Regions from separate parts of the Homo sapiens genome. Here region 2 is linked to region 1. Evidence: chromatin loops called from intact Hi-C (ENCODE). Cell type or tissue: heart right ventricle. All regions are shown on one strand. Each heading gives the region's core, and the rest is flanking DNA. Links, peaks and the distances in the headings are about the cores only.

Region 1 (15,950 bases), core at 4,707-12,706:
AGAGAACAAAGCTCCCCAAACATAAGTTCCACCTCTACTTTCCACCACAGGGAATGACACCATTTCCTACGCAGTCAACGAGACTCAACACTCTGGCAGTCATGTTAGAGTTCTTCCCTTACAGCTGCCCAATCTTGCTCATTCCCTCTCCTAACAGAATACTCAAACACAACCTTTTCATCTACATCACCACATATAACACTTAAGATTACCAAAACAGATTCCTAATAGCTGTCTTTATTCTATTTTCAATTCTGGATCTACTCAATAACATGGCTAAAGTGACCTTTCTAAAATACAAATCTCAAGTCCTCTACCCCTGCTGAAGCTGGAATGTCAACTGCCCCTAGCATTGCTTTCAGACTTTAGATTCTCTTCTGTCTCTCCCCATTACAGTGAGGTCCTTAACTTTCCCAATCTACATGATTAATAATGTTTATTAAATAAGTAAAAGGATAGTACAACTGTGGTGAAAGATGGCCAACTTTTCTAAACATTTCATCATTCATAGTCAAAAATACTTTCATTCAATTCAATTCTGTAAAACAACCTTGTTCACTTTTTAAAAGAACTTCTACAAACTTACACTAAGGCAATAATCAATGATGTGCACAAAGATGCCAAGCATGTTTATCCTGGTGTTGTTTGTAAAAGCAAAACATTGAAAATCTAAATTCAAATACTGGGGGTGATGAGGGCTTTTAAATCTGAACATTAAAAAGAAAAAGGTAGGAAGGAATATAAATAAAAAGAATTGAGGTCCTTAATATATAAAAAGTTCTTATAAACAGTAAAAGACTAAGGCTGTGACTGGCAAATTTCTTAACCATTCAAAGCCTTAGATTCCCTATCTATGAAGCAGAGGTATTACTATACTGACCCTATTCCTTGTTACAAAGTTTAAATGAGATACCACCAACAGGCACACAGAATGAAACCTGTGACACACACCAAACACTTTTTATAAAAATGTTAGCTTCTGTTTTTATTATCTATGTCACTGTTATATACTATGTTTAAACTTATTCAATGCAATATTGTAGAAAAGAGGATAAAAATCATTAGCACAAAGCTTAAATTACTATCATAAAATCAATCTGTGTCACGAAACGGGGAAAAAATGGCCAGCATCCCAGAAACCCACCACACCACTCTATGACCCTTTCTAACCAACACCTCCTTCCTCTTCCTCAAAAGTTACTACTATCCTGACCTCCAAAACCCGATTTGTTTTTATTTATTTATTTTTGAGACAGAGTCTCGCTCTGTCACCCAGGCTGGAGTGCAGTGGCACAATCTCGGCTCACTGCAAGCTCCGCCTCCCAGGTTCACGCCATTCTCCTGCCTCAGCCTCCCGAGGAGCTGGGACTACAGGTGCCCACCACCACGCTGGCTAATTTTTTGTATTTTTAGTAGAGACAGGGTTTCACCATGTTAGCCAGGATGGTCTCGATCTCCTGACCTCGTGATCCACCCGCCTCAGCCTCCCAAAGTGCTGGGATTACAGGCGTGATGTTTTCATATAAGCAGGTGATACAGTTTGGATCTGTGTCCCTGCCTAATTCTCATGTCGAACTGTAATCCCCAATATTGGAGGAGGGCCCCGGTAGGAGGTTATTGGATTAGGAGGGTGGTTTCTAATGGTTTAGCACCATCCCCCCTAGTGCTATCCTCGTGATAAGAGTTCTCACGAAAAAAGGCTGTTTAAAACTGTGTGGCACCTCCCCCTTTTGCCTGACTTTGCAGGCCATGTAAGACATGCCTGCTTCTCCAACGCCTTCTGCCATGATTGAAAGTCTTCCTGAAGCCTCCCCAGAGGCTTTCATGCTTCCTGTACAGCCTGAAGAAAGAACCATGAGCCAACTAAACCTCCTTTCTTTATAAATTGCCCAGTCTCAGGTATTTATTTATAGCAGGGCAAGTACAAACTAATGTAATAGAGTAGAATTGTTTACTTCATCTTATGCCTATAAACTGCAGTTTGTCCATTACCTTGCTTTACAACAATATGGACAAATGATAATTTATCCATTCTACTACTGACCGACACCTGGATTATTTCCAGTTTGGGGCTACTATGAACACTGCCACTTGTAAGCTTCTTGTTATGCATCGTTTGGTATACACAGAGATGCTGTCCTGTTGTTTTTCTGGTCTTTTTTTGTTCCAATCAATTTATCCACTAGCAGTTTATGAAAAATTCTCACGCTCCACTCCTTCACTATGGCATGCAATCATCAGTCTAATTTCAGCCATTATGCTAAGTGTATTTGTGCTGTGGTACTCCAATGTGGTTTTTAATTTGCATTTTCCTAGTTACTCTGAGCATTTTTGCATGTCTATTGGCCACTTATACATCACATCGTGAAATGTACATTCAGGTTGCTTTTCTATTTTTTCTACTGAATTGTAAGCCCATTTCTTACAAATTTCTAGGATTTTTAAAAATCCATATTCTGAATATGATCGAGCCCCTATTGGTTACAGGCAGCTTGCCTTGTCACCCTCTTAATGGTATACTTTGATGAATAAAAGTTCTTAATTTTATCAACTTTTGCTTTACAATTAGTACTATACTTTTGGAATCTAAGAAATTTTTCCTTATATCAAAGTCATGAAAAAAATCTATTACCTTCTAAACACTGGGCTTTCTCTCTCACATCTAAATGCAAAATCCATTTGCATTTGACTTCTGTGTAAAATAGGAATCAAGTTTCATTTCCCCCTCCAAATTAACATCCAATTGATCCTTAACCAATTATTTAAAAGACAAACATTCTCCACTGCTCTGTAACCCCATCCTTATCATAAATCACATTTCCCTTTATGCTTGGATCTAGTTTTGGACTGCCTATTCTGTTCTACTGGATACAGACTTACCTACCTAGGTCTCTGTTCAAGAACTGGACACTACCTAAATTACAATAGCTTTAAAAATTTTAAGATCCAACAGGAAATTCTGTTCTTCTTCAAGAATGTTTTGGCAGGCCAGGCGCAGGGGCTCATGCCTGTAATTGCAGGGCTTTGGGAGGCCAAGGCGGGAATCACTTGAGCCCGAGAGTCTGAGACCAGCCTGGGAAACACACCACCACCTCATCTCTGTAAGAAAAAAAAAAAGCCAGGCATGGTGACGCACACCTGTAGTTCCAATTACTCAGGAGGCTCGGGTGGGAGGACTGCCTGAGCCCAAGATTTCAAGGCTGCAGTGAGTTATGATTGTGCCACTGTATGTGCTCCAGCCTGGGTAACAGAGACCTTACCTCTAAAAGAAAAAAAAAGTAAGTAAGTTTGGCTATTCCATGTAAGTTCCTGATTCACCTCATCAAATCCACCAAAACAAATCCATGTTGGGATGTTGAAATTGAAATTGCATTGATCTCTATAGAATGGTGGTGCCCAACAGAATTTTCCGCAATGATGGATTTACCTGTATCAGTAATGTAGCAAATAGCCACATGTGGCTAGTGAGCATCTGAACAATTTTATTTTTCTTTTCCAATCCTTATTCTTTCCCTTGCCTTATTCTACTTGCTGGGACCTTTAGTACAGTGATGATTTAAAAAGGAGGTAACAGACACTACTCTCACATATTCTCAATCTTGGAAATACAGCTTTCTTAGAAAGAAAGCTTTCAACATTTCTCCAGTATTATGGTTGCTGCAGGTTTTTAACAGATACTATTCCCAGATTAACAAAGTTTCCTTCTACTGCTAGTTTTCTAAGACCTTTTCCTCATGAATAGATGCTGACTTTTATTAAATGCTCTTTCTGTATCTACTGAAATGAGATGACCTTTCTGATTTACTCTGTTGATGTGGTGAATGACGCTGATTGATTTTTGAAATGATAAACGACTTTCCTTGAGCCAAGCATGGTGGTTCCCACCAGTAATCCCAGCAATCTGGAGGCCAAGGTGGGAAAATCACTTGAGCCCAGGAGTTTGAGACCAGCCTAGACAACATAGTGAGACCCCATCTCTACAAAAAAATTAAAACATTAGTAGGGTGTGGTGGCACATGCCTATGGTCCCAGTTACTCAGGAGGCTGAGGTTAGAGGATCACCTGGGCCCAGGAGGAGGAGGGTGCAGTGAGCCATGATTGCACCACTTGCACTCTAGCCCAGGGCAAGATCCTGTGAAAACAAACAAAAAAAGATTTTCCATTTCTGGAATGCGATTTGGTCATGATTTTATGCGTGTGTGGTAGATTCACTGGTGAAACCTTCTGGACCAGGAGTTTTGCTTGTGGATAGTTTCCGTTTTTTTGTTTTGTTTTTTTTTTTTTTTCTTTTGTAAATCCCAAAGACTTCAAAACTAGTGGGTAGCTCTTTCCACTAAGGATCATGTTTAATAGGACTATTCAGATTTTCTATTTTCTGCTGTGTCTGTTAAGTTGTAGTTTTCTAATAGTATAACTTCATCTAAATTTCAAATGGACTGACATCAAGTTTTTATAATATCTTCTCATAAGCTTTTGTGATATCCTCTTCACCTCAACATTGGTTAATGAGGTCTTCTCTTTCTTCATGGTCCGCCTCATCAAAGGTTTAATTTTATTAAGTATGCTGTCTTATATAGGTATTTTTTTTTAAATTTTGGTCTCATCTTGTTCTATCAGTTACCAACAACAATGTATTAAAAATCTCCTACTTAAAGTGTTATACTGGATAATACAAATTCAGGGTTGTTATGCCTTCCTGATGAATAATACCTTTTATCATCATAAACTGCCCTCTTTATTTCTAGTAAAGCTTTTTGCTTTATCTGTTATCAGTCTGACTACACCAAGCCTTCTCTGCATCAATTTTTGTATGGTATGTCTTTTGTCCATCTTTTTACCTTTACCTTCTTCTGTTTCCTTGTATTTTAGGTTTATCTCTTGTAAAGAGTATGTGGTTGAGCTGTATCTATAAATGAACACTAACAATCTATTTGTTCCAACTGTTTTATGTTCCTTTTCCTTTCTTATCTTTTGCTGGAATTTTTTATATCATCTCCCCATATTTTTATTTTTTAGTTACCTTATATATTACAATATTACAAAAGATTATGCATCCTTGACTAATCAAAATCTAATTACTCCCTAAACTCATCCACTATGTTGATTTCTGTTTTAATTCTGTTGCTCTCTCATCCATACACATATGTGTGTATATCTACTGTATTCACAAGACATCCAAATGACCATCCAGCATGGATAGAATCAGACTGAAAGATGCATCTGGAAGGAAAGATGGGTAATTCTGTGACATCCAGATAGCTATGAAAGAATTACAAAGAAACAGGTAGTTCCCTTGATTACTGCTGTTATCACTACCCTCCTGAAATACTTGTTTCATTTTTTGAATCTAGATTGAGTGAATTATATGCATTAAATTCAACAAGCACTTACTGAGGGGCTGCATCAGCACTGTCTTGCGGAGGTGACAATGCCATTCATAATCTGTAACAGCACTTCTTGGACTTTAATGTGCCTGCAAATTGTTTTTCAATCTTTTTAAAAATGACGGTTCTGATTCAGTAGAGCTTGAAAGTCAACATTTCCTTTTTTTTTTCTGAGACAGAGTCTTGCGCTGTTACCCAGGCTGGAGGGCAGTGGTGCACTCTTGGCTCACTGCCACCTTTGTCTCCTAGGGTCAAGCAATTCTCCTGCCTCAGCCTCCCAACTAGCTGGGATTACAGGCACCCGCCACCACCCATAGCTAATTTTTGTATTTTTAGTAGAGACAGAGTTTCACCATGTTGGCCAGGCTGGTCTTGAACTCCTGACCTCAGGTGATCCACTCACTTTGGCCTCCCAAAGTGCTAGGATTACAGGCATGAGCCACCATGCCTGGCCAAGGGTCAACATTTCTAACAAGTCATCAGATGATGCCAATACTATTTTGAAAAGCATTGGTCACCTTAATAAAAGAAAGCTGTTCTCCAACTAATTCAAGTAGTGGATAATCCAAAAATAAGTTATAGTCTATCTAAACAATACACTAGAGGGTTTTTTTTCCCCAATAGATTTACTTTTCTAGTTATAAAGTTGAAACTTTTTTTAGGGAGAATAATACACATTCCCATGCATAACGGTGATATGCTAGGTGACAAAGAATCTGATGTTCTTTTTGGAATTTGCTGTGGATGATCTGAATGTGAATTGGCAAGAAAAAACTTTTTCACTTCTGGTACCTTTTTAGCTATGTATTATAACACCTATCATAACTAGTTAGTGACATTATCAGTTATTTAGTGAAAGTGAAGAAAGATTAAGCCACCAGTACAGGAGGACTGCTGGTAAACATGGTATATAAACGAGGTGTGCTTGCCACATGCTCATTGTCTCCTTTCTTAACTCGACTGCTGTGTATGAAATTCAGAATAAACCTAAGTTTAATTTCCTCCTGCAACACCAAAAAGTATTTAAGTTATCCATTCATTCATTCCTTTCCTATGATAAGATTCCAAGGGGACAAAACTAATATGCGTATTTCTAGTTAACCTGATTTCATAATTAAGCAAATTACCCATGTTTTTACTCTTAAGTTTCTATCTTCCTAAAATTTTAATGCAAATGTTAATGGAAAAAATGACTCAGTTCATCCTGTAACAGGGATGATCATATAAAGTATTATGCGGAACCATATGAAACTGCTGATAGATTTCTGACTACCCTTGGCTTACAAAAACAGTAATTTCATATGGTTCAACCTACTATCTACCGTATTATATAATCTTTATTCAACTCAGTATAATAATATCTTAGCTTAAGAATGTATCACAATACATGTTTTAACATCAGATAATGTTATAATTTAATGATGAACTTAACAAATAATTCAAAGCTATCTAAAATCATCATTTGGAGTGCAGTTCCAAAGTATTTTCAACTGCTGTCAAACAGTATGGAAAGCATGTTGGAGAAAATCATGCATGTGGAGTTCTGTCTTTACGTGCTTCTGAACTGTATGGATCATTTTTACCATGAGCATGTTTCTGTAACTTTGCTAAACTTGGGAAAAATTCAATATTTTACTAAAAGAAAAATGAAGCAGCTTTCTTACTTCAGCCACGTTACTATGTTCTAGCAAGGAACTATAATAACTAGAGACCATATTACCAGTATGGATCAGCACTGATTCTACAGAGAAATATTTCATAAACAACACATCTCAAAGACTGGGACATAAGATTCAAAAAGATAGTGGTAAACACAGAGGAAACAGCAAATACAAAAAGCATGAGAAAAGACCCTAAGTTTAAAAACAAAAAAGTAAAAATAACAAGTATCAGAAGCCATCATCTCTGATACATAACCCACACGTAGCTCTACTTGTAGATCTGAATGTTATTCTTACCTAACCTGAATTTCTTTGTTAGTAATGTGTTAACAGGGGACCATTCCTGTGACAGTATTAATTGATAGTAGATTTTAAAGAGAAACAGTTAAATCAAAGAACAATATTAAAGAACAAAAAGTAAATGAAAATAATTTAATTAAAACTATAGCATCTAAATGTGGAAACTTATGAGGCTGAGGTTCTAAGACAGAATCCACTAAGAAATGAGGAGGGCAACCAAGCTTATGTGGGCAAAAACCCACGAGGTCCCTAGCAACAAGGCACATCCAAAATGAATTGCACCTCTAATGATGGCCGGAAATAAAGGCACATGATTAAGAGGGTAAGTGAACGAAAGTCCATGAGTAAGCTTTGTTCACGATTTTATCATCAGCACCAAGAACAGTGCCTGGCACATGGCCTGCATTCAATAAATATCTGTGCAATAAAGGAATGAACTGAATCCATCAGGAATATTTAGACTGTGAAGAAATCATTGAGAGAGGGAGGGAGGGGACTGCACGGGAGGTAAGGATGAATGTAGTATTTTTTAAATGAGGGGTTCTTGAATCAAAAGCAGAGAAAAGTCTTATAGCACAGGCTACAGCTATTGCTCAGTCAACTGCTCTTACTCATTTTTATATCCCAAGCACACAGTGCAGTGCCTGGCTCCACAGAAGGTGTTAAATAAATATATATTAAAGTGAAAGTAAGCAATGACTGTGACTATGCAAAAAGTCTAATGATAAGGACTATTTAGTAACAGTGAGCCAATAAGAACAAATGAACTGCTTTCTTATTACCCTCTAGTGGCCAATATGTGTTACTACAGGATACACACACACACACACACACACACACACACGTGCCAACATTAAACACACACACACACACATGCACACACAAGCTTGTCAACCCACTAGCCAAAAGAGCATACTCAATTATCTAGAAACACAATGAAATTGCTCATATAAGACGTAAATAAAATCTCAGGTTTTTCAGCATGAAAGATTAACTGAATCTATATATTAAAATTGTTAGTAACAATGGGTTATGGATAAAAACATGTTACCCTTAGGAATTTGTATTATCAGATTTCCACTTATGACCTTTGTAGAGTACCTGGTACCAGACTCCCTCATTCATCATAAACAACTAAAGAACTAGTCAAAACATACGAAATAACCGTTTTCAAACACTGGACAACAGGCAGTGCAGAATCGTGATGACTGAAAAAAGAAATCACTCTTGGTGAGCCCTACAATCCCCCTGGTTTCCTATCTAGAGGCACTTTCCAGGGTACAATATAGGAAGGGGGAGCCCAAACAGAACACAGCAATCTCACTGTGCTGCAGAGACAGAAGGAAGAGTTCAAGGCCACTGAATTGGCTGGAATTTGTGCAGCAGGTAACAAAAAGAGAAGGAGCTCCATCAATCCGTACATAGGGTTCTCCTTGACTCTTTGGCCAAATGCTAAGCTGCACAAGCACTGGGAGAAGGACCATGAAGCCAGGCACAGAACAACTACCAGGGAACTGTGAACTGAATAACTACTAAAATTCACACAAGACTGTAAGACATTGAGTGTTCAAACAGGCTACAGTGGAGAAACCCACAGACATTCAACAGAGACCCCAGAAAATCCACATTTAGGGCTAGGGCTAATCCAGCCCTACAGTAAAGGCTGGCCCCTGTTCTAACAGAGACTGAAACAAACCTCAAAGGATCAAGATGGTCTGCAAGTGAATTAACAGCCTGCCAGGACGACATTCAACACTCTTTAAAGAGAACAACAAAATCCAAACACTCACGGGCCAGCATTCCTCATCCCCATAGCCAGCCCAATTCACTAGGCACAGCAAGAAGCAAGAAAATGTGGTCTGTATTCGGGAGGAAAAAATCCATTTAAGACTCAGAAATGACAGAAAGAGTGAAGTTAGCAGACCAAAACCACTATTATGAATGTTTTAAAATATAAAGGAAAACATGGACAAAATAAGGGAATAGTGAATCTTAATAGAGAAATAGAATCTACGAAAAGGAACTAAATGGAAATTCTAAAAATGAGAAACAAAATAACTCAAATGAAAAATTCACTGAACGGACCTAATAGCAGTTCAGACACCGCAGAAGAAAAGATAAGTGAATGGAAAAACAAAGCAATATAAATTAACCAAACTGAAAACAAGTTTAAAAAAAAAAAAAAAAGGAAAAAGTCACACAAAAATCACACTGAGGCAACTCAACCAAACTGCTGAAAACCAATGATGAAGAAAAAAATTGTAAAAGCAGCCAGAGACAAAAACACCTGTTTCCATATAGGGGAGTCACCACTTTCTCACCAGAAACCATGTGCACCGCCAGAAGAAAATAAAACATCTTTAAATGATGAAAATAAAAAAGACCTTTAACCTACAAATCTATATCCGGTGAGAACACCCTTCAAAAACGAAGGCAAAATACTTTTTCAGACCCATGAAAGTGAAAGAATTTGTCAACAGTAGATCCGCCCTCAAAAAATGTTCACACAAGTTCACAGAAGGAAAATGATTCCAGACAGAAACTGAGATTCACACAAAGGAATAAAGAGCACCAGAAATGTAAATATGTATGTAGATAAATATAAAAGACATTTTTTCTTAATATTTTTGAAAGCCAACTGACTGTTCAAAGCAAAAATAACATTGTGGAGTTTATTACATATAAATAAAACAATCACAGCACAAAGGACAGGAGAAATAAATGTAAGTATTCGGTTGGTGTAAAAGTAGTTGTGGTTTTGCCATTTTATTATAACTTAGATAATTTAAATAAATGTATAACTTAAATAAAATGAAATACTACCTATATTTGAAAATCAAAAATAATCATCTTAAAACTTTAAGACTAATATGCAGATGTGTGCTTTTCATTCATTCTGTATTTAACAAGCACGTATCATTTTTTAGGAACTGTACTATCCTCAACAACTAAATAACAGAAAATCTTACTTAACCCTACAGTAAAAGGGCCCTTACCACTCTTGATTACAAAAGGTAAGCCAAATTCTTACAGCTGAAATAGGAGGCCAAGGATTTATTTTTGGTAATACCATCTGGAAGACAGAAAAGATTAAAATAGTAATCCAACATATAGCTGCTGGATTCCATAAATTATCATATTGTACAGAGGATAACATATAATATGGGTAAATTTATATTTTCTTTAATATCCTAAAGTTATAAAATATTTTAAATAATAAGAATGAATAAAGCAGATAATACCACCTAGTACTAAGTTATTGGCAGTCATGAAAATTCCAGGTAGAGAAATAGTTTTTCTTGTAGTGCCCATAAATTTTAAATTAATAATCAGTAATGAAACCTATTTAAATTAAAATTCTTCCCTACTTAGTACAAAACAAGGTATTGAGCAGTCTTTGAGCCCTTAATTAAATCTAGGAATGAGCGTAGGGACGTTTGGAAACAAAAGACAGGTAAACAAAGACACGCAATGTCTCAAGACAAAGTCTGGAGGTGAAATTAAACCTTTTTAGACAAGTCCAACCACTTAATGAAAAGAATGAAGACCGGTGGTTCTCTAACTTTGACTGGAGGCTAGTGGCTAACAGTGGATTAGAGGCCAAAGTCTCCCTCATAGCGCAGTAACATTTCTGAGATGTGAACGCCGCAAGACTCCCCCACCCCTTTTGTTCGCTACTGCCTCCCCATGGCTTAAAACAGCAGAAGCTCTCTAAGTATCTGCTGCCTGACTTAATAATACAAAAAGAGCACAGACAAATCAATCTGCCATTAGGAGATTTTTAAAATGTCAACAGGAAACAAAAGATTCTCAACATGTTGCAATAAATAAAACATACAATCTGCCGAATTTTAGGTATTAACTGACAATTGATTTTAAATGACTGCAAAAAAAATCTTTTGAAACATTAAAAACTAACACTTTACCAAAAAAAAAAAATCCATGCTAAAGAAAGCAACAAATCTAACATAGCAACTGAAATAATGGTCGCTTATACAAAATACTCACAAACATGTTTAAGTTTGAGCAAATGCAATTTAAAAAGTTTATCTTCATGACTATGGCTGCAGGATCCTTCCTGACTTAATTGGCACTTGACCTAATGCTCCCAAATATTTATGAATATATATATTTTTAATTTGCATACAAGTATTCTCAAGCCCACTCACTCCAGTCCTTTGCGGGAAAAAAACGAAACTTATTTCTGATCAAAGTTTAATTTTAGATGACTCACTGGACAGCCCTGCAGAGACACAGAGAAGAATGCCTTTTAGGCTAGCAGAATCCATATAACAACACAAGAAACAACAAACCAGATGACAGCTGCTGAAGCAGCCCTGTCAGGCAGTATCATGTCTCAATACGAAAACAGAACGTTACATAGAAATCAGAATTTCAATTACATAAATTTCTTCCTAGCAGGGTATTAGAATAACATTATTTATTCAGCAGGTAACTAATCAGGCTAAACTGAAAACATGCCCCCTAAATAATTAAATAAACAAAATCTACCACCACTGTGAGACAGAAAGTACTTTCAAAAATCTACAAGATCTACACAGGACAGTGATGATTACTCCATCGGGCATCCAGGTTAGTAGCCCTAAAGAAAATGAACAAATATTTGGGGTCCTAATTAGACTGCTTATATAAATGCTAACCACTTATTTAATTAAAGGATTCATACTTTCACTGCAGTCATTCAGCCTTCAGTAAGTTTAACTTTCATAAATACATAAAGATTTCACAAGTTTTACAAAAATGGCTCAAGTCATTCCAACTGACACTACAGTGATTATAACAGAGGAACTAATTCTTTCAAGCAAGCTAATAAAATGATTGTCCATCAAAGATGGTAAGCCAGATCCTGAGAGTCCAGGATCTTTCAAGAGAAAAATGACAGTGACCACAGCTTAAGGTTATCAGACGTCTTGATTTCAAAGCTGTCCTTCATACTATTATAGTAGTTGTCAGACGGTATATCCTTATTTATGGCTTAGCAAATAGCAGAGAGCATCAGAAACAGTCCTCCACACACAAAACAGTGAACTGCCAGCCTGACATGCAGTAATGTCACACGGCAAGCACATTCAGTGACTGCCACTTCCCACTCTCAGTCAGGAGATGAGGGCTTCTCTTCCTTCCTCCCAGGTCAGAGGCATCTGTAGGATAGTTAAGGAGAGCAGGGGAAGAGCCTGGACATGGTAACCACAAGCCTCCAGCTGCTCAAAATGCCCTTTATGAAGCCCCATGGACCTCGGCCTGCTCTCTATATCTCACATTCCTCTGCGGCGTGCAAAGTTAGCATATTCATTTACAAAACAGGTAAAACGAGAAATACCTTTGAAAGTTCAGCTTGCTCTACAGAAGACAGACATTAGGCTAGGACTTAGGCGTCCCCTTTTGCTTGCCTTGGCCCCAGCATCAGTGTGGGGCATGGCAACAAATAACCCGGTCTTCTTACACATGAAATAAGAGGATTCATCATCACCCTCAACCATGTAAACCCAAAGTACTCCTCTCCCTTGTACAATGCCTTGGGTTTGAAACGTTACACACAGAGTTGCCAGGGGACAGGAAATGTGCCTCAAAGACGATCTGGAGCCTCTGTTTAGAGCTTAAAAGAAATGTTTTAATAAATGGTGGTTAAAGTTCAACTTAGTTCATTTTTTTCAAAATCAAAAAGATAGTGAAATACTAGTTATGTAAAATTTTTAAAATATAATACATATGTATATGTACACACACACACACACACACACACACACACACACACACAGTAAATTACCCAGATGCCCTCCCCTACCGCCCCCTTGACCATAACTTTGTCTAGCGTGCCTACAGGCATATTACAGCTGTCTTCCAAGAAACCCGTAAGTACAAAAAGAGGGGGAATGGCACAACACATCTAAATGCTGTAATACTATGAAGCCATTCAAAAGTTGAAAGGTGCCTGCTTAGCTGCTTTCCTCTCTAGAGGAGCAGGGTCAGAACACACAGAGGCGGCCAGGAATACAACACAGGCAGAAGGTTACCTACCACAGCCTCAGACCTTCAGCTATGCCATAACCAAGCCATTTTAAGAAGTGTCTGAAGGTGTTACTAAGTTTCAGGCACATAATGTTTCTTTGGAAACAAAGTTGCCTTCCCTGATCTTTACCTCTGTCTTCTTCTAAAGCAGGCACAGCAACAGCAGTCAAGGGGGAAAAAAATTAACTTTTTCCTTCTCCCATCCCAGGGAGAAAAGGGGAGAAGCATACACATAGAGGACTTGCTCTTTTTTAGTTCTAGCTAAACAGCTGTTAAACATACAAGATATTTTTAAGTCTAGTTAAGTACTTGGTACCTATATTGAATTGCAGCATAATACTTAAAATTATCCAATGAGGCAATCATTTGGCTTTGTGATTCTAATTAAAACACTGATTATTTACATAAATTTTCCATTTAAAAATACCCAAAAGGCAAAATATTCATCTGACCAGAGACGCTTTAAAAGTTAAACACAAAAGGCCAGCCGCGGTGGCACATGCCTGTAATCCCAGCACTTTGGGAGGCTGAGGCAGGCGGATCACTTGAGGCGAGGAGTTCGAGACCAGACTGGTCAACATGGCGAAACCCCACCTCTACTAAACACACACACACACACAATTAGGCGATCATGGTGGTACACGCCTGTGGTCTCAGCTAGGGAGGCTGAGGCAGGAGAATAGCTTGAACCCGGGAGGTGGAGGTTGCAGTGAGCCGAGTCCGTGCCCCTGCACTCCAGTCTGGGCAACAGAGTGAGACTCTGTCTTGCGGGGGGGATACAAAAATTAGCCAGGTGTGGTGGCATGCATTTGTAGTCCCAGCTACTCCGGAGTCTGAGACAAGAGTCACCTGAACCCAGGAGTCAGTTTGCAGTGAGCCAGGATCGTGCTACTGCACTCCAGCCTGAGCAACAGAGCGAGATTCTGTCTCTACTAAATAAATAAATAAATAAATAAATAAATAAATAAATAAATAAATAAGTAAGTAAGTAAGTAAGTAAGTAAATTTTCTTTTTACCTCTCAAGCAAATTTTCCAAACCAGAAAGTATTCTCAGTAATGATAGTATGGATAAAGCAGGTTTCTATGACCCTTTATTACAGAATCTGTGAGTTTTTCACAATTAAAAAGTAATAAAAAGTAGTGACAACATTCACTGAACTCTTATTCTATGCCAACTTGTTCCGGTATGCCCTTACACCCACAAAAGCCCTATGCATAAGGTGGCATTATTCCAGCATGTATTGCATTGTACACACAAAGAGGTCAAGCACTCCACCACGGCCCTAAGCATGGTGGCTGAGGTGGGAAGGCCAGAGGTAGGTGGGCCCGCGCCCTTTTCCACTCTGAACCATGCCTCCAAGATAGGAGGGTGGGAAAGTGCTCAAGACACATTAGAAATTCCCCATAAAAGACAAGATTGTTGAACACCTGCAAGTGAATAAAGATAAACTGATCTCAGAGGGGAAAAAGACGCAGGGTTAGGAAACAGCACCCTGCTCGAGGACGTTCTTTCCAAACAGCCTGCTCATCACCCGTGTAAACTGGCAAAGGGGTGGCTGGGCCAAAAGACAGAGGAATTAAGTAAGAAGTCCAGGAAAAATGAACTTCACATCAAATTTTAGAGCACGGTAGCCATGAATCTTGTGAATAGCTCCCAAAAATGTCCTGTGGAAGACAACTAGAAAGCATTCTACAATCAGGCACCCACCTCCACCTGCAGCCTCCTGTGTTGTTCTCATGGGGCACCTCTGGGCTCCAGCTCCTCCAAGGCACCTCCACACTCTCTCAAGTACACTCTTCACTCTTCCCCAAACATGATTCCCCTACTGCTCTGCCTAACTCCCACTTCTCTTTCAAGTAGCAGCTTAAACGTCACCTCATATTTGGCTGGAAAATAGAATATAGACAGAGGGGTAAGTTAAGGCTAGAAAGGCAGGCTGGGTCAACAGAATGGCAAGCTAAAACATGGGATTTTCTAAAACAGCCTAAGAGGGTGACAGATAAAAGTGTGCAAGGAGTGGCACAACTCCAGTTTCATCTTTAGCTATAGCAATTAACACCATAAGGAGTCTGGATTCAATTTTGCCATTTACTAGCTAGCTACCAACTTCTGTGTCGCTTTGGGCAAATCAATTAAATCCATACCTCCCTTTCCATCTGCAGAATGGGTTTATAACAGTACTTAAACCTCAAGGTACTAAGAACAGTAAAGAGTTAATGTTTAAAATGGTACCTGGCAAATGGCAAATGCTAAATGATAGAACGAATGTGTAAGGTGGACTGGAACCAGGAGGAACCACAAATAGAGATCTATCAGTTGCTTACTGCACCAGCCCAAGCACGGGACGGTGAGAGCCCTTAAGGAGGGAATTGTCAGCAAAAGAAAGGAAGGAGATGCATGAAGAGACACTCTGAGAGCAGACTGACAGGACTTCAAAACCTGTTTCAATACGGACGACAGATAAGAGACAGCTGGATTCAAGAATGACTCAGCGGTTCCAAGCCATGGTGACTTGGAAAAAAGAGGTGACTTAAAAAGTCAGAAAAAGAAATTAAATTAGTTGATAATGTCTC
Region 2 (15,950 bases), core at 3,079-11,078, 80 kb after region 1:
AAGGAAAGAAACCAAAACAAGCAGAGAAACAGGAATCCAGAGGAAACTGAGACAACGCTATGATGGAAAACAAAAAACAAACAAAAAAAACCAGTCCTCCATATATCCATAAGTTCAACCAACCTCGAATCAGAAATATTCTTTTAAGGCAGCACAGTAGCTCACACCTGTATTCCAAGCACTTTGAGAGGCCAAGGCGGGCAGACTGCTTGAGCCCAGAAGTTCAAGACCAGCCTGGGCAACACAATGAGACCCCGCCTCTACCAAAAATACTAAAAAATTAGTCGGGCATGGTGGTGTACGCCTATATTCCCAGCTACTCAGGAGGCTGAGGTGGGAAAATCACCTGAGCCCAGGGAGGTCAAGACTGCAGTATGTATTTGTTTATATATATATATACTTTTTTAAAAAAAGAGAGAGAGAGAAAAGTAAGGCCAAGTAGTGGTGGCTCATGCCTGTAATCTCAACACTTTGGGAGGCTAAGGTAGAAGGATCACTTGAGCCCAGGAGTTCAAGACCAGCCTGGACAACACAATAAGACTCCATCTCTTAAAAAAAAAATTTTTTTTTTTAATTTAAAAGCTTTTTTTTGGCCACTGCACTCCAGCCTGGGCAACAGAGTGAATGAGATTCCACCTCAAAAAAATAATATAGTACAAACTTTTTTGGCTGGGCGCAGTGGCTCACACCTGTAATCCCTGCACTTTGGGAGGCCGAGGCTGGTGGATCACGAGGTCAGGAGATGGAGACCAACCTGGCTAACACAGTGAAACCCCGTCTCTACTAAAAATACAAAAAATTAGCCGGGCATGATGGTGGGCACCTGTAGTCTCAGCTACTCGGGAGGCTGAGGCAGGAGAATGGCATAAACCCAGGAGGCAGAGCTTGCAGTGAGCCGAGATCACCCCACTACACTCCAGCCTGGGCGACAGAGCGAGACTCCGAAAAAAAAAAAATGGAGAAAAAAGAACTCAAAAGATTTGTCAAACAAGGCAATTTCTGGTCCTTGCTTAGATCCTGATTAAAATAAACTGTTAAAAAAAATATTGATGAGGCAAACAAGGCAATGTGAATTCTTACTGGATACTGGAAGACTCACTGTTAACCTTTTAAAGGTATGACAAAGGAATTGGTGCTACAGCATCCTTATCTTTTACAGATACACATTAAAATTTTCAAAAGTGAAATTATACATCTAGGTTTGCTTTTACAAATGCAAAAGAGGCAGGGTCAGGCTGGTGGCTCATGCCTGTAATCTCAACACTTTGAGAAGCCAAGGTGGGTGGACTGCTTGAGCCCAGAGTTTTGAGACCAGCCTGGGCAACATGGCAAGACCCCCGTCTCTACAAAATACAGAAAAATTAGTCAGGCAAGGTGGTATGTGCCTATAGTCCCAGCTATTTGGGAGGCTGAGGTGGCATCACCTGAGCCCAGGGAGGTCGAAACTGCTGTATGCCATGACCACTGCACTCCAGCCTGGGCAAGAGTAAAAAAAAAAAAAAAAAAAAAATCAAAGGGAAGAGGGACAGATAAAAACACAGAAATTTATAAGGAGGTCATGAAGGGAAGAGGGAGAGATAAAAACACAGACATTTATAAAGAGGTCATGAGTTAACACATGTTGAATTTGAATGATGAGTACAAGGAGCTCATTATATTTTCTACCTTTTCCATAGTGTTGTGTTTTCTTTTTAACGAAATCCAAAATTCAAACTGTATCTGCTGTATGAAGCTAGAAGGCCATGAAGCCACATATACAGAATTCTCAGTAAAAATTACATTCCAACTCCATTTCTATACCCAGTCAAAACTTTTAAAAATGAAAGCAGATTAAAGGTATTTTCTGACCGTATCTCAAAAAATTAGCCTCCCATGTACCCTTTTCTCAGGAAGTATTGAAAGATGTCCTCCAGTAAAACGAAGGATAAAAACAGAAACGATAATGGCCAGAAAGCCAGGAAACAGGAGATCCAACCATGCTGGAAAATATGCAAAAGGGATCCTATTAGGTCCAGAGAGCAAGAATTTCATAGAGGAGCAGTTTGATTGAGGCTCTATAAGATGGTTCTTAAGAGGGAACAAAAACAACTGTCGGATATTTTTTATTATACCAAAAACTACATTGAGTGGCTACTAAAAAGAATGAGAAAACTTACAAGTACTAGAAAACAAAGCGAATGGAAATACAATTACTAACTCTTAGAAAAACAAGATTATACAAGGTGGAAAATGTAATCATAGTACACAATCTGGTTTATGGTGAACAAAACTTAGTCATAATTAAGCATGGAATATTGATTTTACCAAAAAAGATTATATAACTATAATCAGGAGCTGGAAGAAAAAAGTGTGATAGGTGGCTTAATGTTAAATAGGCATCGACCTTAAATAAAATCAACAAATAATGTATTAAATCTTAAGGCAAATACAAAAATAGGGACAGGGTTGCCTACCCGGCCTCCAAATTCCCTTTCTTTCTTTGTAACAGAAGCTAATTTTGTTCAGAACCCACTTGCACACCCACCTCCATTTAGGCATGTGCTCAAGGAAAGCATGCCCAGTGCCAAGGGACCCACGTCCATTTAGACATGTGCTCAAGGAGAGCGTGCCCAGTGCCAGGAGTGAGCCTAACTGGTCTAAGTGTAATCCCATTTCCCTTTCTAGTGAGTCTTTCCTGAATCCAGGGCGTGTTCCTAGGCCAAGGTACCACATTCTTATCCAGCTACAAGAAAAATAATCTTCCCTTCTTCCCATGGGCACTGTTGCATCTGAATCCAACTCCTGACACTGCCGCAACCATCTGATTAATCTGAGGATAGAGCCTGCCAGTGACTAAAGGGGGAAATGAGAAAACCTGGGGCCCTGAAGACATCACTGTGCTACCAAATCAATTAGCCCCTGAGCCTGTCCCTGGAATTCCAATTGTGAGTTAAGTCCTCTTATTTTAAGCCAGTATGGGTCAGGTTCAATAGCTGCATCCAAAAGCATCCTGATAAAACAAGCACATTGTTTAGAATAGACAGGTAAATTGAAGAAGCAGCTAAAAGAACTGAGGAAAAAGTGATTACCTATAGGGCAGAGCTTGCCAACTGTTGTGTGTGGCACACAGCACCACAGATGTTTTAGATGTGCAAAGATCCCCTAAAACCCTCAGAATACCCAAAACGGTGTCTTCAATTTCGTCCATGAAGGCCCCGACGTGAGAAAGTCTGACAAGTATTGCTCTACAGCAGCGGTCTCTGACCTTTTTGGCACCGGGGACCAGTTTCGTGGAAGACAATTTTTCAAAGGACAGGGTGGGGGTTGGGGGTGGAGAGATGGTTTTGGGATGATTCAAGCGCACTACATTTATTGTGCACTTTATTTCTATTAGTATTACCTTTTAATATTAATATATAGTGAAATAATTATACAACTCACCATAATATAGAAGGAATACAGAATAAAATCTAAGAGTGGAAACTAAGGCCTGGTTTGAATCCTACCCTATCAACCACTTCCCATTTAAAATGGGAAAATTAGTTCACCTCTAAGCTTGTTTCATCATAGGTTAAATGAAAACAGTACCTTACTGGCTAGTGGTATGTGTACGTTTATAAAGTGCTCAGGGCAAGCTTAATAAAGATTGCCCTAACTATGTTAACGGGTGCAAAGAAGGTTTCCTACAATATGCTAATGTGAGCTGTCAATCTCCAAGAAGGTAATTTTCCCCAGGCTTATTTCCTTCATACCATCTGAAGGAGGAATGGTTTGCAGAGCAAATTTTAGGGAAGAAGAGCAGAAACAGAGGGAAAATCTTTCAGACTAATTTCTCCATTAACTAGAAGAACATGGTATGGTAATACTAAAAGTGCTTTCTTAAAGCAATAAAGCCTAATAGCTCTAAAATTCCGGTGAAACAAGTCATGAAGCGATAAGAAAGAAAAGCTCAGAGAACTTTGATGGAGGCTCCCATGACCCACCTCCTAGTGTTCACATCCTGTGCACACCATTCCCCGAGTGTGGGCAGTACCTGTGACTTGTTTTTAAGCAAGAGAATACAACAAAGGTAATGGCATGGCATGTCCATGGTTATGACACGTTAAGATGTACACCTCTTGCAAGGTGACTCTTTTACTGGCTTTGCAAAAGTAAGTGGGTGTGTCAGAAAGGACCACATGGCAAGAAACTGATGGCAAATGTTTGCTGATTGACAGCGTACAAAGAACAGAATCCTGCCAACAACCATATGAGCTTAGAAGAGATCTTTCTGTGGTTAAGTCTCAAATGAGACCACAGCCTCAGCCAACATCTTTACAGCCTTCTAAGACCCTAAAGCAGTGGACTCAGCTAAACTGTGCTCAGACATCTGACCCACAGAAACTGAGATAATAAATGGAAGTGTATATTTTAAGCTACTAACTCTGTGGTGATATTGTCATTTAGCAAGAGATAAACATACTGCTACATAATAAAGTTCTTCTACCATAGTCCCTGCTCTGCTCAAATACTGATTTTCAACTACTCTAACTTCATGTAGATGTATATATGAAGCCAACTTCTGCTTGTCACAATTGTTCTTAAGCAAACCTCACGTCCAAGATGTCAACATTAACCACAATCTGATCCTGCATTTTATGACAGCCACTTTAACAACCTTGTCTGCTAATTCTATTACCTGTCATTACTATTTCTATTGACTGAGTTTTCTCTTCTGTGTCTTCAAGTTCACTAATCTTTCCTTCTAAATGTCTAAAATACCATTAATGCAACCCAGTATATTTTTCATATCACATATTATAATTTTTGCTGCTAAAAGTTTGATCTGGGTCTTTTGTATACCTTCCACGTTTCTGCCAAACTTTCAGAACATATGAAATACAATAACTGTTTTAATATCCTTGTCTGTCAACCCTAACATCTGTGTGAGTTCTAGGTTTCAACTGCTTGATCTCCTAATTATGAGTCATGTTAACCTGCTTCTTTACACATTTAGTAATCTTTGATTGCATGCTGGACATTTTACATGATTAATATTGGGATCTGTTATATTCCTTTAAAGAATGTTGGGCACTGTAGTAACAGGCAATTACATTAGTTTCAGATTAGTTTGCTTCTTTGAAGGCTTGCTTTTAAGCTTTTTTCAGGCAAAGCTAGGAGTCTTTACTTCAGGACTAGTTTAGCCCCACTACCAAGACATAACTCTTCTGGGGTCTCAATGAATCCTGCATTTCCACTCTGGTTACAAGGTACTCAAATAATTCTCAGCCCTCTGTAAACTCTGAGATTTTTTCTGCTTACAGCTCCCCCAGAAACTGTTCTTTTGTGAAACTTCACCTTATACATGTACAATCAAACATTTAAGGGGACCACTAAGTAGATGTATAAGAACTCTTTCTCAGTATAGCTCCCTCCTCTCTGGAACTCTGCTCCTCAAATGACAACCACCCTTGGTTACCCCTAACTCCAATCTTTGTTTTCTCAACTTAGTGGGGCCACGTGGCTTTATCTGGGATCCCCTTCCTGCACTGAGGTGTGAAAAGTGCCTTCAAGCAGAAAACTGGCCATCACAGGGCTCATCTCACTTGGTTCCCATCTGTCAGGGATCACAGTTCTGTGCTACCTATTATCTGATATCTGAAAACAGTTCTTCCCTGTGTTTTGTCCAGTTTTCTAGATGTTTACAGTAGGAAGGCAAATTCAGAATAGTCAAAAGCAGAAGCCATGATTCCTGACACTGAAGTTTAAATGTTTTACACTAAGATACAACTACACACACACACACACACACACATACACCATTACCTATCACATCACCCCATCTTTATTTTTTTCATGGCATTTATCACTTTTTGTAATTATGTTATTTGCTTTCTTGTTTACTCTACATCTTACAATGGAACATAAGCTCTGTGAGTGCAGGGACCTTGTCAATCTTGTCACTCCTGTATCCTTAACACCTAAAACATATCGCAGCCAAGAAGAGGCACTCAAATTCAGCAAACTAATTAAATCAATAAACAGGTTTCTAAGTATTTCACTTAATATATGCTGTGAACTCTTCTCAGTAAATTCTAATCTACATGCAGGTAAACCTGACCCAGGAGAGTTCCTTGGAATTATCTATTGTCTTAATTAGCATCTTCCAAGTAAAGGTTCTTAGTTGCAAACAAAGAAACTGGCTCTGGCTTTGTTTAAGCTGAAAGGAAGTTATTAAAGTGTATTAGGCAACTCACAGAAAACCCCATGGGGACCAGGCTGGAAAGCTACATAGTTAAGAACATCCAAAATTCAAACCACAGATATGGTCCAGTGAAGACCAAATGAGACTCAGTCACTGCAACTTATACTGATACCAACACCAGGCACTAAGTGTTGCAACTGGAATCTCAGTCACTGCTGCCTATGGAAAAGATAAGCTGCTATCCCATCCCCATCCCTCCTTGACTAGAGAATACAGATTCTACATACCGCCTGCCTCTGCAGATCACTGGCCTCTGAGGTAGGCAAGCACTGCCAGTCATGGAGGCCACAGGATTGCATCCTAACTGCAAAAGCGGTGGGGAAAGTGAACAATTAGCTTTCTTAATGGTGGAGATCGCTCTCCCTCTCACAAAGACTCCTAAGATAAAGACTTCCCCAAACACAGAAAGGTGTTAGATTATCTTGTTTATAATCCAAAAAAACTAATGAACCAATAACACAAGGTATCAATCCCAGCATGCCAGAACTTTTATCTATTTCTTCAGTTAATGGGTTACAGAAACTCTTCTTTTTCTCTAAATGTTCAACTTTACGGCACTTAACTGTTTAGGCTTTTTATTATCTGGAGGTAAACACGGATAATACCAATCACTTTCTAGGTATATTAAAATAACTAATAATAAATAGTTATTCATTCAGTAGGCCAGTGGCTGGTCTGCTGCAGGTAACTGATTAATAGTAGCTATTGTTACTGTTACTAAATAGTAGCTTGCTTTTTAAGAGGAGAAACTCAGATTTACAAGAATACCTTTTTTAGAAAATAATCTGCCAAAAGGTTGAAGATCCAAGTTTTTATTTTACCTTGGTAAAGTAAGTGTGATCCCACACTCCCTATGTTACCAGAAATAAAGCAACAAGTAGTTTAAAGTAGTTTAAAACGGTGCTACCAAAACTAAGTTCAAGAAATTATAAATAAATAAGTAAATCAATACAACTGCTCACCCAATCCACAAGCCAGGTTTTCCTTTACACTCACTCCAGGGAGTTCTGACTAACTGAAAGCTTCAACTGCTAGGCACAGTGGCTTACGCTTCATGAGGCTGAGGCAGGAGGATCACTTGAGCCCAGGAGTTTGGACCAGCCTGGGCAACAAAGTGAGATCCCCGTAAAAGTGAGATCACTATAAAAAAAAATTTAATTTTTTTTTTTAAAAAAAAAAAGAAAGCAAGCTTCATGAGGGCAGGAACCATGAATATCCATCTGATTCACTATTATGTCCCAAGAGCTTAGCATGGAGCCAGGCACAAAGAGACCTGCAGGAATTATGTGATGATTTGCTTTTCCAAATATTTACTACAGAAATTAGTCACTGAAAAAGGTTATAAAACTATATTCAAACATATCCCTTTATAAGCTTTAAGAAAGCTCATTCAGCTGACAAGATCAACAGCTTCAATTTTCTAACTACACGACTCATTCTTTTGAAAACTTGTCCATACTACAAACTTTTCCTCATTCTTGTTCTGTTGTCCAAACTTGAAGTTAAAGCCAAAAAGAATCCAAATGAACTATTCTGTCAGTCTTTAAACAAATAATCAAAGCTACAGGGATTTTTGTTGTTGTTTTTGTTTTTGAGTCAGGGTATCACTCAAAGTGTACTCACTCAGGCTGGAGTACACTGGCACAAACACAGCTCACTGCACCCTCAACCTCCCAGAATCAAGCGATCCTCCTGCCTCAGGCTCCCGAGTAGCTGGACTGCGGACCACCACACCTGGCTATAGCACTTATATTCGATATGCACCTGAAAGCTACTACAAATGCCAGAGCTACATTCCAGATATAACTGCTGAATGAACTTCACTGTGTCGGCTAGAAGAGTGAAGAATATCCTGATCCAGGCTGATCCCTCTCCACAACTTACACCTGCTCCAAACAACCACTAAGGACTGTCCCCATTTCAGTAAACTACTACAATTATACACTCCTTTAATACAGAAGACAGAATCTTTCCACTCCACATTTCCAGTATCTAATTCTCAATACATAGTAGGCATTTCATGTGCATTTGTTGAATTATTCCACGAATAATTTTCTTTCTCCTGACTACATAGAACTTTCTAATCCTATCTTTAAAAAACTTCATCTTTTCCTTTTTCCTCAAAGCTCTCATATTTCCTGCTAATCTCTTAGTCCAACAAACATCTTCCTACTGTAGGTTTTTGGTCCTTGAGACCAACTAGTAAAGACCAAAGCATGTAGTTCACTGATTCATTCAACAAATGTTTATTTAGTGTTTACTATGTGCCAAGCACCCTGCCAACCACTGAGATTGCAAGAGAGAGCAAAACACTACTGGTCCTCATCTCTGGAGGGCATTAATCAAATAAGCACTAAAAAATTATCAACTGTAATAAGCGTTATGAAGGAAGAGTACAAGGACACATGAGATTTTTAAAACGAAGAGCGCATAGAAGGGATAGAAGAGCTGATAGAAGTGATGATCCCAAGCCAAGGAAGCAGCATATGCAAAGACTAGGAGCCGGTACAGTCACATGATCCAGAGACTGGTGAGAAGAGGCAGTGAGCCAGCTGGAGCCAGATCATCCAGGTGGCAGGGCTTGCAGATCCTGTGACTAGCGTGGTCTCTACCCCAAAAGTCATAATAAATCATCAAATAATTGTGTAGGTTTTTTTTTTTTAGGAGAGACAATTCTTGTTCATCTATTTGCTTAAATCCCTCTTCCATTTCTGCTCACTCAAGTGAACTTTCCTTATTCTTTGACCTTCCCTATAGGCCCACATCCTTTACTTTGCATGTCTGTATCTTTGTCTTATTCAGCAAACAGCCTTCCTACAAACTGTCTCCCGTGAATCTTAAAACGCCTGGCTTCTCCCTTTGCATAGCTGTCTCTAATATTGCTGAGTAACTGTGGGCCTTCAGGCCAATTCCTAGGTAAATTTACCTAGCTTTACTGATGTTTTAAATTGTACTACAGAACCACAACAACGAAATACAAAAAAAAAAAATTAAACTGTAAAATACTCAATGAGATCCTATAGGATCTTACCATTGTTGTTTCAACAAACTTTTACAAAACAATCTTTTATATCACAGAAGCAATGTCTCTCAATAACGAACATTTGATGTAAAGATAAAGTAAAAAACACCACTGTGGTAACAGTTGTTTTTTTCGAGGGAAAATAACCAAATCAGAATAAATTTTTCAACAGACAGTATTTGTCTTAAGGGCTAGAGTCCTATTTTTATCCAAACAAACTTTTAAGTCAAAATTAACTGTTAAAAGGACTCTAAAATGAAACAAAAATTTTTTGACCTTCAAAAAGCAACATCAAAAATTATTCCATTTTATAGACTCTATGTTCGCTTTAAGGAAAATTTAATTTGTATCTATTCTAGACTAAGTCCTTAGGCCTACTCAAGAACTATTAAAGATTCCCCCAGCCAGAACGTAACATCCGTGATAGCAGGGACAGGAGTGGCCTTTGTTTCAGCACTGATTCCCAGGCCCCAGGTTTTTCTATATTTGGCACCAGCAGGTGCTCAATAAATAGTTCTATCACTCCACAAGATAAATGCTTTTTAAATAACCAGTCTTCCAATTAGGATACATGAAAAAATAAAGAGAATATGAGATTTTTTTCAGGCAAATACTAAGATGCTCAGAAAAAATGAAACTGCTCACATGCTCAGCTACTCTCCATTTTCCAAACCATGAATTATGATACAACCTTTTCCTTTACAGATTCACAGCTTCAAACATTGCCCTCTCCCACTGCCCTATTTTTTAGCTCATATTTAATGGTGCTGCAAATTATTTCCACCTGTCCCTAATGTAAGGTCTGAACTACAATAATAATTCTATCTTCAGTTCCTCAACAGTTCCTTCAGGTCCTCAGTAGGACATATTCTCCATGTCCCACTAAAACCTAATCACTGCATTCCTAGAACCTTTTAGTATACTGCCAACAAAGCTTAATACTCTTTTTCCTATCTCCAAAAACTTGGCCATGTTGCTGTTTGAATCCAGAAATACTCACTTTGGTCTGTTGGAAATTAAAGTATAATTAAGAATATTTTTAAGGTTTTCCCATCTGTCTTCCACTTTTCACCTCTTCGTATTCCCTCATGCCTATACATTACATCTAGAATGGTCCTGCCTTCCAAACCCTCCTTCTTACAGTGTCACCTCCCTCCAACCCACAGATCTGTCCTAATCCCTGCTGAAAAACCCTCAATCGCCCCAAATTCATATCTTTATAATATTAAGACTCAACCCCACTCTCATGTCCACAAGTGTCCCCTTCACTCCCTGAGCATACCAAACTCACTCTCCCTCCCTCTCTCCCTCATCTGATGCTCCAGGGATATGACTCTGTCATTCTTCAAAGTCACCTTCATTTCCCACCACCACCCATTGCCCACATGACTTCCTCCAATAGACTGTCAAGTCCTCAGGTTCCACCATAAAAAGCCCATCCATCCACTCTTCAAGATCGAGACCCAGTCCCATCTCCACAATGCACACTCGAATCCCCATAATTGTCTTACTTCCTGTGCTCTTCTAGCTCTCCACATGTCAACCCCTCTAACTGTTAACGGCCATGGTCTTATCTGTGTTCAAGTTTTCCTGTATTGACACACCTATCTCAACATTAAAAGCAGATGTAACCAAACCTTATTCACTTTTATAATCAAAAGCTTCTACCACGACTCATATCTCATACAGAGGACATGCAAATGTTCACTCAATTGAAGAAGAACAAGAGCCCCCTTTTCTGTAGGCATTTACAATTTATCAAAACATCAGTTATTCAATCAACAGAGTAACGAAATAAAGGGAACCCAAAAAATACTTTTGTTTTGTTTTTCGAGATGGAGTTTCGCTCTTGTTGCCCAGGCTGGAGTGCAATGGCGTGATCTCCGGCTCACCACCACGTCCGCCTCCCAGGTTCAAGCAATTCTCCTGCCTCAGCCTCCCCAGTAGCTGGGATTACAGGCATGTACCACCACACCCGGCTGATTTTGTATTTTTAGTAGAGACAGGGTTTCTCCATGTCGGTCAGGGTCGTCTCAAACTCCCAACCTCAGGTGATCAGCCCACCTCGGCCTCCCAAATTGCTGGGATTACAGGTGTGAGAAACCATGCCTGGCCCCCAGGAAATACTTTAACTATAACATACATCTGATGAAGAATGAATTATTTTGTTATTTAAAATAAAAATCTTATAGTACAACTTAAGGTGTTCAAACTCAGTCATAATTAAAGAAATGCAAATCCAAACAACTAGACATCATTATTCACCTATTACATTCACAAAAATCTAAGGTAACAACAGTGTTGGTGAGATTTGAGAAACTATACACTCTCAGACACTGCTGGTGAAAGCATAAACTACTGCTACTTTTCTGGAAGACAATATGGCAACATATATTCAAATATCCATATACCTGGTGAACCAGCCACTTTCCTTATAAATAGACATCCTATGGCCAATACTCACAGAACACAACTATACATGCAAGGAAGTACGCACCAGCATTGTTTAAAAGAGCAAAAATATGAACTTAAATGTCCTTTAATGCAGTCTGACTAAACAGAGGTACAACCATAGAACAGAATACTTTCCGACCATTAAGAACAATAGAGGCTGGGCAGTGTCTCACAGCTGCACTGTGAGAGGACAAGACAGGAGGATCACTGAGGCCAGGAGTTCAAGACCAGCCTAGGCAACATAGCAAGACTATGTCTCAACAAAAAATTTAAAAATTAGCTGGGTGTGGTGGTGTACACCTATAATCTCAGCTACTCAGGAGGCTAAGGTGAGAGGATCGCTTGAACCCAGGAGGTCAAGGCTGCAGTGAACTATGATCATGCCACTGCACTTCAGCCTCAGTGACAGCGAGACTCTGTCCCAAATTTTAAAAAATGGGAGCTCTGTGAGCTGACATGGAAATATTTCTAACATAGGTCAAGTAAAAAAAAATGCGGGGCACGGTGGCTCAAGCCTGTAATCCCAGCACTTTGGGAGGCCGAGGTAAGCGGATCACGAGGTCAGGAGATGGAGACCACCCTGACTAACATGGTGAAACCCCATCTCTACTAAAAATACGAAAAATTAGCCGGGCGTGGTGGCAGGGGCCTGTAGTCCCAGCTACTCGGGAGGCTGAGATAGGAGAATGGCGTAAACCCAGGAGGCGGAGCTTGCAGTGAGCCGAGATTGCGCCACTGCACTCCAGCCTTGGGGAAAGAGCGAGACTCCGTCTCAAAAACTAACTAAATAAATAAAAAGCTTAAGTTGCAAAACTGTGTGTTTAGTATGTCTGATCCCATTTGGTTTGGATTTTAAATACACAGACACTGTGTACATACACACACACACACCTGTCTATGCACTTAAAAATAATGGAATCATACATAGTTTTCTAACACAATACATACTAAAAGTATAATATATATAATTGTGTGTGTATATATACACATGCATACATTTCTGGTAGGAAAAACTGAACAGTTATTATTATGGAACATGAGAAGGGGGAAATGATCTGCTATCATTCCACAGAGCTTGTTTTTTTAAACTATATACTACTTGTGGATCTCTTTAAAAACTAGAATATCCTAGATGATCAGAACCGTACCTTATATGTTTGATAACACTGCTCAAATACGGGCCCTAACAAATAAGACAGTAAGAAAACAGGGACACTCCCTCTAGTCCAGTAGTTAATCAAGCGCAGGGTCCTAGGCAGAATTACCCACAGTGCCATTACCAACACTCTCAGTGATAGGAAGCCATCGAAGCAAGCTAACACTACCAACCTCTGGCCACCAGAGAATACTCACATGAACCTTCCCATGACCATACCACAAGGTGATATTTCTTAAACATACCCTTAAAAAAAAAATTGAGACGAAGTCTCACTCTGTCGCAGTGGCACGATCTCAGCCCACTGCAACGTCCGCTTCCAGGGTTCCAACAATTATCCTGCCTCTGCCTCCCAAGTACCTGGGACTACAGACACTCACTACTGCACCTGGCTAATTTCTGTATCTGTAGTAGAGATGGGGGTTTCACCATTTTAGCCAGGCTGGTCTCGAACTCCTGACCTCGTGATCCACTCGCCTTGGCCTCCCAAAGTGCTGCGATTACAGGCATGAGCCACTGCGCCTGGCCTAAACATACCCTTCATTTTTCTCAGTAAAGGGCACATGGACTGTGTTCTTCCCTCCTTTCCAAAACATTCTTAGTGCAGGCATCATTCTGATTTCTGGACTGACACCTGCACTAAGCAGCTGTTCTCCCCTTTGACCACTCCCAGTGGAACTCCTCCCAGCACTCAGACTCTCTCTTCTCTCTGCCAAGCCATTCTGTCATTCTGTTCTTCATCTCCTCGTCTGCTTGTGGGGCCTGCGGTTTCAGGTTTATATTGGTATAGGAAGAGGGGGGCTTGGCGGGCCAAAAGGCAACTTTTGGGTGCAAAAACAGGCATGCCTGTTCCAATTTAGGGCTATGGGTTTTCAGGCTAGATCTAATAATAATAACTGATACAAATAAAGTGTTAACCTCATAACAGGTAAAGAATATTCCTCCAGGGCTGGGTGTGGTGGCTCACACCTATAATCTCAACACTTCGGGAGGCCAAGGTCAGGAGTTGGAGACCAGTCTGACCAACATAGTGAAATCCCGTCTCTACTAAAAATAACAAAAAATTAGTCGGGTATGTGACAGGCACCTGTAATTCCAGCTACTCGGGAGGCTGAGGCAGGAGAATTGCTGGAACCCGGAAGGCGGAGGTTGCAGTGAGCCGAAATTGTGCCACTGCACTCCAGCCTGGGTGACAAAAGTGAAACTCCATCTCAAAAAAAAAAAAAAAAAAAAAAAGTAATATTCCTCTAGGAATATTCTAATTTTAAAATTTTAAACTAGAGAATTCCAGATTTTATCTTAATCTAATGAAATGAATTCCAACAGTGAAAATTACAAGCAACCTAAAAGGAAAGTAGTAATTTGAGGACAAGAACTACCTTTGTTCCTTCTAATCATGTCAAGTAAGTAGCTGCCTATACATCTATTCTAATGCTGTATATACATTGCCCACAATAGTGCTGATACTAACAAAACCTTACTTAAAACCTTCAGCTTTTCACCTTTAAATATTCACTTAACCTTTAAACATTCACTTGAGTATTTAAATATTCACATTATTTTTCTATAGGGCAAAAAGGACAACTGGGCCAACCATTCACTAGACATAAGCTCCCACATTAAAAGCCACATACTTACTTTAAGATGATAACTATTCCTATAAAATCCCACTGCACTCTGTACACCTTGTCCTTTATTCCCTCTTCTGTAGAAAGAACAAAGAACGAAGAGTCAGGAAAAACAATGCTAGTCCCAGGCCTGCTTATTCTGAGGCACTGATTAGTCACTCAGCTTCTCTGCACCCACTTCCTTCTCTAATATGTGAGAAATGAACTTTATTGGTGTTTCTCAAAATGTTCCTACTGCATCAGGATTACCTGGAGTCCTTAAGAAAACAGATTCCAGCTAGGCCCAGTGGCTCAAGCCTGTAATCCCAGCACTTTGGGAGGCCAAGGCAGGCGGATCACGAGGTCAGGAGATTGAGACCATCCTGGCTAACACAGTGAAACCCCGTCTCTACTAAAAATACAAAAAAATTAGCCAGGCGTGGTGACAGGCGCCTGTGGTCCCAGCTACTTGGGAGGCTGAGGCACAAGAATGGCGTGAACCCAGGAGGCGGAGCTTGCAGTAAACCGAGATCGCACCACTGTACTCCAGCCTGGGCGACAGAGCGAGACTCTGTCTCAAAAAAAAAGAAAGCAGATTCCAGAGCATCACTCTAAACCTACAGAAAGAGAGGCATCTGAGCTTGGAAATCTCTTAACTTTGACAAGTTCTCCAGAAGACTGTTTGGGAACCATTAGTTTTCCCAAGTCTGTACTAGAGCTAATAATATTTCATAGTTTAAGGGAATCTTAGATATTTATATTTCTCTTTTTTCAAATCCACAGGAATTCAAGAGGAACATACTAGATAGTAAATGTACGTTTAAATATCTCTGCTATCATCCTTCTTGCAGTGTTCGGTGACTCAAATCTTTATGACATCCTGACAACATGCGAGTGTTATTGTAGCATTGTTTGCTGAGGGTATGAGCAAGAAGACATTCAGTTGGTCCAGTGGACTATTAACACTAAATGCAAAAGCTCAGATTTCAAATATTGCTTACGTGATACAAGCACAGCAATCAAGAACCATGTTTCTATCAGAAAATAAAGCGTCAGTAAAATAACTGTTATTAGACCCAAAATCCCTTCACTACTAAAAGTATAGCTACATTTTTCTAATCTGACCACTTACTTATATTTTGCATAACGGTCTATTTGAATTCACATACCATAGTTTAAAAAATTAATGATTAAATACAGAAAATAAACTTATTAACTAATGCAATCCATTGTATTTTCAAAGTCTATTTCTGGAAGCTTCTCCCAAAACATTTTGAAGTGTAACAGGCAATGTTTAATCATCCCCCATTCTCCCCTTCTTCAGTAGACCCAAATTTTCAGCCAAATAGTCACCTATCAAAGACCACATATCCCAGACTCCTTTGTATCTAAACATGGCCACATGACTAAGTTATGACCAATAGGGTATGAAGAAAAATCATGTATGCAACTTCCAGGTTTGTCTTTAAAGGGATGGAATGTGCCTTC

Evidence for each region. Hi-C counts contacts between places; a loop is a spot of excess contacts. Peaks named below come from ENCODE experiments on the same cell type or tissue, not always from the same donor. Only the 100,000 strongest peaks of a DNase experiment are listed, where the experiment ranks them.
Region 2: it touches region 1 in a loop (3-fold over the local background); 23 of 110 quality-filtered maps call a loop at or near these places.

The regions. Positions count from the first base shown.
Region 1 is chr21:37,455,443-37,471,392 of GRCh38, reverse strand. All of the region lies in intron 2 of DYRK1A (dual specificity tyrosine phosphorylation regulated kinase 1A), which reads right to left. Among named protein-coding and RNA genes, the nearest start is that of KCNJ6-AS1, 55 kb to the left of the region's middle. RefSeq lists a silencer at 8,085-8,134 and enhancers at 13,529-14,040, 14,041-14,554. In heart right ventricle, for the core only: a CTCF peak has its summit at 8,099 (motif pointing left); no DNase peak of the experiment used is centred there; H3K4me3 peaks cover 537 bases; H3K27ac peaks cover 3,810 bases.
Region 2 is chr21:37,373,661-37,389,610 of GRCh38, reverse strand. All of the region lies in intron 1 of DYRK1A (dual specificity tyrosine phosphorylation regulated kinase 1A), which reads right to left. Among named protein-coding and RNA genes, the nearest start is that of DYRK1A, 15 kb to the right of the region's middle. In heart right ventricle, for the core only: no CTCF peak of the experiment used is centred there; no DNase peak of the experiment used is centred there; H3K27ac peaks cover 2,579 bases.